2 separate regions of the Mus musculus genome follow, and region 2 is linked to region 1. Evidence: chromatin contacts called from ENCODE Hi-C or POLR2A ChIA-PET data. All regions are on one chromosome and are shown on one strand. Each heading gives the region's core, a stretch centred on a gene start or an enhancer-like site at or near the end of the contact. The rest is flanking DNA. Distances are from core to core; before and after follow the strand shown.

Region 1 (4,923 bases), core at 1,880-4,379:
TCTCTTCTCAAGAGCTCAGTTTAAATCCCCCTCAATTATATCCATTCAAATGGACTTCATTATTCCCCAACATCAAACTATCTCAGAGAACGAAGGTGAAGAAAGGGAACACAGGCCTCAAAGTGGATTAAAAAAGAAATTCAAGAAGTCAGGTGTAGTGTTGCAAGTCTTTAATCCAGGCACTCTGAGAGGCAAAGTCCAGCTGATCGGAGTTGGAGGCCAGTCTGGTCTACAATGTGAATTCTAGGACAGCTCATCTCAAAAAACAAACAAAAAAGTATTTTTCAGTCACACCTAAAAAGCTAATTGAAAACACAATTTCAAATAACTTGAGAGAAGTTAACACTTGCAAATCTAACTGAAGGTGACATTTGCTGGGTCACACACAATTTCAGCTATCTTTTCCTCATCAATAGGCTACATAGTAAATCTCTACGCTAGAAACTACACCTCTCTGGAATGTCAGGCAAGGAACTAAACAGTGGTTGTCTCTGGAAGACCAGCATGCAGGGCTGAGAGCAGAAACAGGATTTTTGCTGCATACCTTTTGGGCCCTTATTTCAAGCAACCTGCTTTGTGTGGTGCACTGCTGCTGGGGCTGGAATGCAGGGCCTCCCACAGGCAAGGCCAGGGCTGTCCCACTGCGTTCCATCACTGGGCCAGCACTACCTATGTTTAAGAAGCTGTTTGGTAGAAGTCTATTTAATTGTGAGGTTGTGCTCAATTATATTACACAGAAAACAGCAGCACTAGAGGAAGTGGAGTTGGTTTCACTGTGGCACTTCACTGTGAAGCTGGCTCTTCTGCCAGGACAGTGGTGTCCACAGGAAACCTTGCAAATTCACCATCCCAGAAGCCCCTGAGCTTCACTCCCTGAGCATTCAAATGGAAACAAACGCCTGGTACTGTACCAATTAGGAACGAAGAATGGAGATACTTAAGGAGCTGGTAACTATTAGAGAAACAATGATGCAACAGATCAATCACAAATACATGAGAGATATTATTGACATTTCCTTTAAAGTGTAAACTGCCATTCTGTAGACTCGTGAGAAAGATGTCCAAGTTGGTATCATCTGCAACATAGCTTAAGCAGCTTGAGCCAGCAAATGCAATGTGATCTGTTGCTGGACACAATTGCACAATCTCAATTACCCAGAAGATTCTACCAAACAGGAAATTCACGATATGACTTTAAGTAACACAGGACTCATACTTAAAGGTTAGCACATCCAGAAGCCTGGAATTTGTTCCAAAACAAAAACCATTTCCCAGACTCCTTCGGAAACCATGAATGCATGTAAGTCACTAAAACACAGGAAGGGCTCATCTACTGAATCTATCAGATTACTATCAGATAGGGAGCTCTAAAAGATATAGTAAAAGATACTGCGTGAATCCTTCAAAGTTCCTTAGAACATTTCTGGAGTGGAAGTTTTATGGTAGAAATTTAATCTGAAACCTGCTCCCAGGGCCATGCATGGTAGCAAAAGCCTTTATTCTCAGAGCTGGCAGACAAAATTTGTTGAGTTCCAGGCAAGACAGGGAGAGCCATAGTGGAACTAAAATAGGCCCCCCCCCACTCCTACCCCCCTCCCCCACCCGGTGTTAAGGAAAGCTAAAAAGCATCGTTTCCTATGTTCCAGGATCTCCCGAAAACCACCACGTACCTCGGTACTTACAAGCTGATAAAACTCCGCAAATCTTCTAAGGGACTTAAAAAAAAGAAAAGCACCCCCATGAATTACTTCAATTAAAAGCTATCTACACCTCCAGCTCTAGTCCTACCTTCTTGATCTTGAGGGGCGCCCCTCTGCTCGGTATGGAAAACTGTTTTGTCAAACAATACTGAAATGAGCAGTGGTATGTGACTAAGCGGCGAGCTGGAGCGTCCTTGCAAGGCGCTGCCACCCTCCCTCCCCGAAAAGGAAATACGCTTTCAACCGAATCGGAAACACACCACGCAAGCTGGCACCGTGGTCCCCGAGATAAAGTCGGTATTTTAAGCTCTTCGGGGTGCTGCTAATTCAAGTGCGAATCCCAAAGGAACGTTTCCTGAGACAGGATTTTTCGATGGAGGCTTGCAAAAATGGGAAAAGGGGGAGAAAAAAGGAAAAAAAAAAAAATTCCGGGAAAGGAGCGCTTTCTCTTGCAAGTTTCGTTCAGGTGACCGCAGTCCCCGGGTCAGGCTTTGCCCTACAGCTCCTCGCTGGAGCTCCGCCCAGCTCGTCTGCTCCCCGGGGCAGGGCTCCCGCGTCCCGAGTGGCGGTACCCGGAGGCAGGGTCCTGAGGCCGCGCTGCAGCAGAGGACCCCCGGGAGGGCCAGTCTTGGGAGCAGGGAGAGCGCAGGGTAGAGAAGCATCCCACCGCGTCCGCAGCTGACCCGCTCCCGCACACGGCTCGCCCCCGACCTGCGTATGCAGGGCGAGGGGTGCAGGACACGTCCCGCTCCAGCTGCCCCCTGCACCCCCAGACACGCCCGGAGGAGAATTCCTGCCGCTGGGCGCATCGCTGAGCTGTGGGGACAGGCCTGGCCCTCAGGCATGCAGGGCCACCCTGCTTGCTCCACCGCGTCCCCCCACCCCACCCCTAACCCGAGGCCCGGCGACACTCACCACACCGAGCCATAGGCGCCCGAGCCCACCGGGGACAGGTTCTGGTATCGTTCGGGCACCTCCCAGATGGTCTTGTTCAGCTCCTGCCGGTAGAACGTGGGCCTCTCCTGCGACATCTTCCAGCGGCAGCAGCGGGGCGAGGAGGTGGCCGAGCGGGGGCTCCTGCCTGCAGCCGCACGCTCTCCTCTGCGCCCGCCCGCGGCAGACCGGACCCCGCGCCCGCCACCCGCGCAGGTGTGGAGGCTGCGACCCGCCGCCCCTGTCAGCCGCGGCGGCTCCTACGAGCGTCGGCAAGGTGCCGGAGCCGGCTGCACGGCTCGAGGCTGCTCCCGCCGCGGTCCTCCTGCAGCCGCTCCCCGGGGAGGGAGCGCACGCCGACGCCGCAAGACACCCGCTCGCGCTTCAGCGCCCCGCTTGGGCTCCAGTGGCGGCGATCCCACAGGCAGCGGCCGGGAGCCTCTCGCGGAACTCTCGCGAGAACAGCTCCAAGGAGGCCCCGCTCTGAATCCAGATCTTACCCAATATGGAACCTGCCCACGGGGCGGGGGGTCGCGAGAAGAGCGCGCAGGGCCGGCAGATCTCGCGAGAAGAGGGACGCGGCTTGGGGAGCCGAGGCAGGAACTCTCGGGGACTGGGCTCCCCGGGGCGCCAAGGGTGGAGGCCGCAGCGCGGGGCGCGCGCGCCTCTCTGTGGTCGCACGGGCGAATGCCTGGCGCCATGGCGGAAAGCCGCTGTGACAGCGTCGGGGAAGAGAGCCAAATGATCTTTGAACTCCGAGCAACCTGCTCACTAGAGTCGTCAATTTCCAAGAACAACTTGAAAGAACAGACAGGCCCTGTCCAGAAAGCTGTCGCATTCCGGTCTGCTCAAGGACAAGTGGCTCACCTCGGGATGCTGGTGAAACCTGCCCCCTAGGCAAATATTAGTCTTGCCTCAAAGCCCAGGCTCTCCCTCCAGGCGCTCCTACATGTTTTCAGGCAGAAGTGGCAGAAGGAGGTTCCAGGGACCCACAGGGAGTTCCAATGCACGAGGTCAGAGGTAGACATCATGAATGGCCACTTCCAGGCTGGGGACCAGCATTTGCAAGGCCCTGGGTTCAATACCCACTACTGGAAGGGGAAGGTACACACACACACTGCAAGTAGGTCATTCCATTTCAGGAAGGTCTTCTCATTTATTTATTTATATTTACACCACCTGCAATTCCGGCATTTGGAAAGACCAGAAAACCCTTCATATACATGCATACATATATATCTATTTACACAGCCTGTAATTCCAGCATTTAGAAAGACCAGGAGACCCTTTCATACTATTTATTTATATGTACAGAACCTGTAATTCCAGCATTTGAAAAGACCAAGAGACCTTTCTCTTATTTATTTATTTATACACAACCTGTAATTCCAGCATTTGGAAAGACCAGGGGACCCTTCTTATTTATTTATTTGTTTATTTATTTATTTGTTTATTTGTATTTACAAATCCTGTAATTCTAGCATTTGGAAAAACCAGGAGACCAAGCCTCTGCTGTGTAGTGATGAGACCGTATGTGCAACACCCCAAAAACCATCACTCGGGTTTGAGACCGACTCTTGCCCTTTAGAGCCATCCAAAGTTTAGAAATTTAAAAGAAAATTGGGGGGTGGGTATTAAAGACTTAATTCATGCCTCTGAGAGTATGGAGAACTACTAGGGCGAGCATTCTGACCGCATCTCATTTAGGTAAGTCTGTTGAGCTTTCTTAGGCCCTGGTTCTAGTCTCTACAAGATCAATGCGACCCTGCATTCCCACCTAGTGGAATCTTCCGTAGAAGCCGAGAAAGCTAATAAAAGTGAATGGGGAAAGTTAGACCCGTAAGAACCCACATCCACCCATGCCTACACCGAGCAGGAGAAAGGGGAAATCTTATTCTCGTGGCTATTTCTAGAAGATCCGGGTATGTGGAGGGCAGCAGGGACCCCTTCTCCTCGGCCCAGATGCCATCCTCGCCCGTCACCCGCACAGCCGGAACGCCCGCGGGTTCTGCAGCAACGGCTCCGGAACTGCCGGCCTCCGCGTCCGCAGCGCTGCCGCCAGCCAGGCTGGAGCCGAGTCTGTCCCCAGCGTCTGCGCTCCTGCGGGCCACCGGAAACCAGGTGAGCCTGGGTCGGGAGCGGTCCGGAGCTCTGGCTGCCGCCTGGGAGCTGACAGCCCGCTCGCGTCCCAGAGCGTGGCTGCTTGGGTCACCTGCAGAGCCAGGAGTGTCCCAGGCACAAGGAGTGGGTGAATGAATGAATGAATGAATGAATGAATAGCGGTGGTCCC
Region 2 (4,733 bases), core at 1,369-3,868, 320 kb before region 1:
GGTAATGTATGTGAGTGTAGGTGCCTGTGGAGGATCTGCGAAAGTTCGAGGCATTTATGAGATCTCCAGCATGAATGTTGGGAACCTGCACAGAGCAATGTATACTCTTAAACACTCATCTCTCTCTCTAGCCCTGTTTTGCACCTCCACACGCAACCCCACTAATTTTTAATTTATGTGTGTAGGTGTGTTGTGCCTGTGTATTACATACGTGCAGTGCAAGAGGAGGCCAGAGGACAACATTGGATTGGAGAGTTTTGGTGTCTTTGAAACCCAATGATGTTATGTTTATATGTTTTTGTCTTAATCCCAGGTGTGGCGTATATGGGGTTGCTTCAGATTGTCCGCAGCCGCTGACTATGTTTGTTTCCTGCTCTAGGAGGGGCGTGATTTTTATTTTAATCAGATTCAGATCGTTTATTAGTATGGCCTTCTAAGGGCTCTTGAGAAAGTGTAAATGCAAGACCCTTGAGAGGGCCTGGAGTGGCTGAGGATCCCCTGCTCCTGGTTTCTCTTCCTCTTCTTCCTCCCCCAACCCTGCTTCTCCTGCTATTGCTGGATTGAAGCTATTCTGACAACTAAGATTAGACTTGCCCCCAAGGAACTGAATGCCCTTGAGCAGTCTAAAGAGGTCTATGTCCCCTTTCCCCTCTAAGTTTCATTCTGTCCTATTTAGTGTTGGACAATTGGAAGGGCAGTAGATATATAAGAACCCTATAAAGTAGCCAAAAAAAACACATCTACATCAGATTTCCTGAGGCTGGAGTTACAAATGGTTGGGAGCCATCATGTGGGTGCTAGGAACTGAACTTGTGTCTTCTGTAAGAGCACTCACTGTGTGGTTTTTTGTTTGTTTGTTTTTTTTTTTTTTTTTTTTTGGTTTTTTGAGACAGGGTTTCTCTGTGAAGCCCTGGCTTTCCTGGATCTCACTCTGTAGACCAGGCTGGCCTCAAACTCAGAAATCTGCCTGTCTCTGCCTCCCAAGTGCTGGGATTACAGGTGTTTACCACCACTGCCCGACTCTCTGTATGTTCTTAACTGCTGAGCCCTCTACCCAGCCCCTATAGTCTTAGGGGGCTATTTGTATGCACACAGTGAAAGCACCAGGCCAACGCACACCAGTGCCTGAGAAGCACCAGGCCATTGCACATCAAGCCCCATTCTGGATCTGTGTTGGAAAAAGTACTCAGAGTCAGCTGATGAGCGTTGCCCTGTGGGGAAGAGGAAAGGGGGAAGTAGCAGCAGGCACCACTACCCCTGCTTGGGAATTTATTTTCAAATGAGAGACATGATGTAACCCACATCAGGACTTGAGAGGCTAAGGCAGGAGGATTTCGAGAGTTCAAGGTTTACCCTCAGCAACACGTTGTTTGTGTTACCCTGAGACCCTGAGCTACATAAGACTGTCTCAAAAAAATTTTAAGAGGCAAAAAAAAAAAAAAAAAAAAGTAAAAAAAGTATTAGCAAGATAATGAATTCAATAATTACAATGCAATTAAAAACAAAATCAGCCGGGCGGTGGTGGCGCACGCCTTTAATCCCAGCACTCGGGAGGCAGAGGCAGGCGGATTTCTGAGTTCGAGGCCAGCCTGGTCTACAAAGTGAGCTCCAGGACAGCCAGGGCTATACAGAGAAACCCTGTCTCGAAAAACCAAAAAAAAAAAAAAAAACCAAAAAAAAAAAACCAAACCAAAATCAAAGCGGGGGTGGTGGTGGTGGTGGTGGTGGTGGTGGCGGTGGCACACACCTGCTGTAATCCCAGCACTTGGGAGGCAGAGGCAGGTGGATTTCTGAGTTCGAGGCCAGCCTGGTCTACAAAGTGAGTTCCAGGACGGCCAGGGCTACACAGAGAAACCCTGCCTCGAAAAACAAAAAACAAAACAAAAAAACATAAAAGAAAAGGGAAAATCAGAACACTTACTAGGGGCGGCTTGGGAAGTGACTAACAGGAGGGAGCTCTCTTCTCGCTTGCTCCCAGAGGACTCCTTTCTAGGGAGCCATTCATCGTTTTTTCAGGACTTTAAAACTTTCTAATCGAGGGCACTGGGCTCAGTTCTCTGGAAATCAATGAGAGGCTTTAAGTTGTGCACAATGGAGAGGTGTTAGGTGTGAGAGATCACCTGATCCCAAACAAAGGCACGTTAATCCTTTACAATAACGAAAAATAGGAAGGGCCACGGGTTCCAACAGACTTATGGCCACAATGATCTGAAGTCAAGGAGGATGGGGTAAAACTCAGATTAAATTTCAGAGAACTAAAGACATCATCCAGCGAGTGCACGCCAAATGCTAAATCCCCGTCACGGTAGTTGATTGCATTGGTTTAGTTGATAGAGAGCCAATGTTAATTTCCGGGTGCAGAGCCCGGTGCCTTATGTAAGACCTTGAGGGAAGCTGGGTGGGTGTTGGCTTTTACGGAACTTCCAGGTTTTCGTTTTGTAACTTCTGGCGAGTCTATAATTATTTCAAAAGAAAAAGTAACATAACAAAGGCCAGCTAGTCCAGCCCATCACAAAGCCACCAGGGAGCCCGCCCCGCTCTGCACTCGTAGGGCCTCCTCGGCTAGGCGCAGTCGGGTGAGGGGTGAAATGTGGGCGGGGCGCCGCCGCGCACGCGCAGTCCCGCTGCCCGGCGAGCGCCGCTGGCGGGGGGCGCATGCGCAGTCTCAGCCGCGGCGGCCCCTCTCCACAGTCTGAGGGGGTACCGGGGGAGCCTTGGCCCCTCCGCGCCGCCGTCTTTTCCGGCAGTTGGGGTTCTTCCTTTTGTCCTGTCCTGTCGCGGATCGGCAGCTGCGCTCATTCGGAGTCCCCGGCGTGTCGCGGTCGCTCTGGAGCCGCCCGCACGTCGCGTCTGCGCCGTCTCTGTAGCCGTCGGCCCCGCGCCTCCCTCCCCCCTGGGTCTGGTGAGTGTCTCCCGGCCGTCGCCTCAGGCTTGCCGCCTCGTCCGGCCGTCCCACAGCTCCTGTGCACTCCAGGGCTCCTGTCAGCGTTCTCTCTGTGGTCCCCAGAGCCCCCTTGTCCGTCCCTCTCTTTCTACGCCTCTGTCCTCAACCGGGACAGGCAGCCGCTCCCTCCTTTCCTAGTCGCCAGCTTTGTGTGTCTGCTGCCACCGGCTCGTCCCCTCTGACCTCGGTCAGTACCACTCTGCACCTTAGGATGAGAGAACCAGAGGGTGTCTGCACTTCGAGAGCTCCCCCCACCCCGGGGTAGGTGTGGGACCTTGGAGGCTGTCCCCCTAGTCCGCGATCAGGGGGTACCGGGCTTCCCCTCACCTTAAGATCCCCGCCCGTGGACTGCAGACTGTTAAAATTCGAGAAAAGGGACCGAGCTGGAGGACAGGGAAAAGTGGCAGAAGAGTCGGAGGAAAAGTGTGTCAGAAAGCGCATAACGGCTGCTGCCAGCGGCGCCCTGCAAAGGACCCAGAGACATAGGGGAATCTTGCTCTTTTTCAAGATGAATAGGAAGGTCAGCGGCGTGAAGTAGCTTCACTGCTTCCTCTTCCTTCAGCTCACCTTGGCTGTGAAGTAGCCAGTACATACGGTTTCCCTAAACAAAAAAAACAAAACAAAACAAAACAAAAAAAAACAAACCACATCGCTGCAAGAATAGCTCCCTGCCCCACCCCACCCAAACATCAGATAGCAGCTTCCTCCTAACCCGATGGCTCTGTCCTCAGACTCTGGACAGCACACCAGTGTACACACACACCCACTTCAACATCAGGCATGTTCTCCACTCCCGGGAGTGGACTTCACAAATGGAGCATTTTGTCTGAGATGGGGTCTGAATGTGTACCTATGCCTGGCCTGGAATTTGCTTTGTAGACTAAGGTGGCCTAGAACTCACGGAGATCCTCCTGTCTCTGCCTCCTAAAGGAATATGCCTCCACAGACCAGCCCACTTGTGACTTGTGACTTTACTTTTCTTTCTTCCTTCCTTTCTTCCTTCCTTCCTTCCTTCCTTCCTTTCTTCCTTTTTTTTTTTTTAAAGATTTCTTTATTTATTTTATGTATATGAGTACACTGTAGCAGTACAGATGGTTGTGAGCCTTCATGTGGTTGCTGGGAATTGAATTTAGGACCTCTGCTCGCTCTGGTTGGCCCTTTTTTTTTCCTTAATGTATTTTTTTTTTTTTTCTTTTTTTCCGGAGCTGAGAACCGAACCCAGGGCCTTGGGCTTGCTAGGCAAGCACTTTACCACTGAGCTAAATCCCCAACCCCTCCTTAATGTATTTTTGTGACAGGGTTTCTTTGTGTAGTGCTGGCTGTCCTGGAACTTGCTGTGTAGACCAGTCTGATCACTAACTAGGAGATCCACTTGCCTCTGCCTTCCTCTTGTGACCCTTTTTTTGGGTGTGTGTGTGTGTGTGTGTGTGTGTATGTGTGTCCGAGACAGGATTTCCCTGTGTAGCCCTGGCTGTCCTGGAACTCACTTTGTAGACCAGGCTGGCCTCGAACTCAGAAATCCACCTGCTTCTGCCTCCTGAGTGCTGAGATTAAAGGTGTGCGCCCCCACGCCCAGCTCATGTGACTCTTTAAGGAGTAGCCATGGCTTCATCTTGAATTGCCCAATGAAAGAGAATAGACCTTTGGTGACAAGGAAATAAAATGTTGGTGCAATGGTTTTTGTAGAGATGGAGGTACCATTGTAAAGTCATCCAGCCAGGCATAACTCTATAGTGAATAAAACAGTTGGCTCTTGTGTGAGCTCATTCTGAGGTCCCAGTCCCTAGTG

The links. Hi-C counts contacts between places; a loop is a spot of excess contacts on that map. ChIA-PET counts read pairs that join two places held with the same protein, here RNA polymerase II (POLR2A).
Region 2: a map of heart shows a loop between it and region 1 (4-fold over the local background). The contact joins the promoter of Stk38 here to the promoter of Mapk14 in region 1. A Hi-C loop is called at or near these places in 1 of 37 maps with a recorded cell type or tissue (heart). POLR2A ChIA-PET finds 5 or more read pairs at or near these places in 1 of 5 experiments (Patski).

Annotation. Positions count from the first base shown.
Region 1 is chr17:28,689,548-28,694,470 of GRCm38, reverse strand. Mapk14 (mitogen-activated protein kinase 14) reads right to left here and starts at 3,129. Exons shown (of 12, transcript NM_011951.3): 1 at 2,616-3,129. The coding sequence starts at 2,731. Slc26a8 (solute carrier family 26, member 8) reads left to right here and starts at 4,484. Exons shown (of 20, transcript NM_001290320.1): 1 at 4,484-4,754.
Region 2 is chr17:29,005,880-29,010,612 of GRCm38, reverse strand. It overlaps Stk38 (serine/threonine kinase 38), which reads left to right and starts at 2,618. Exons shown (of 14, transcript NM_134115.3): 1 at 2,618-2,902.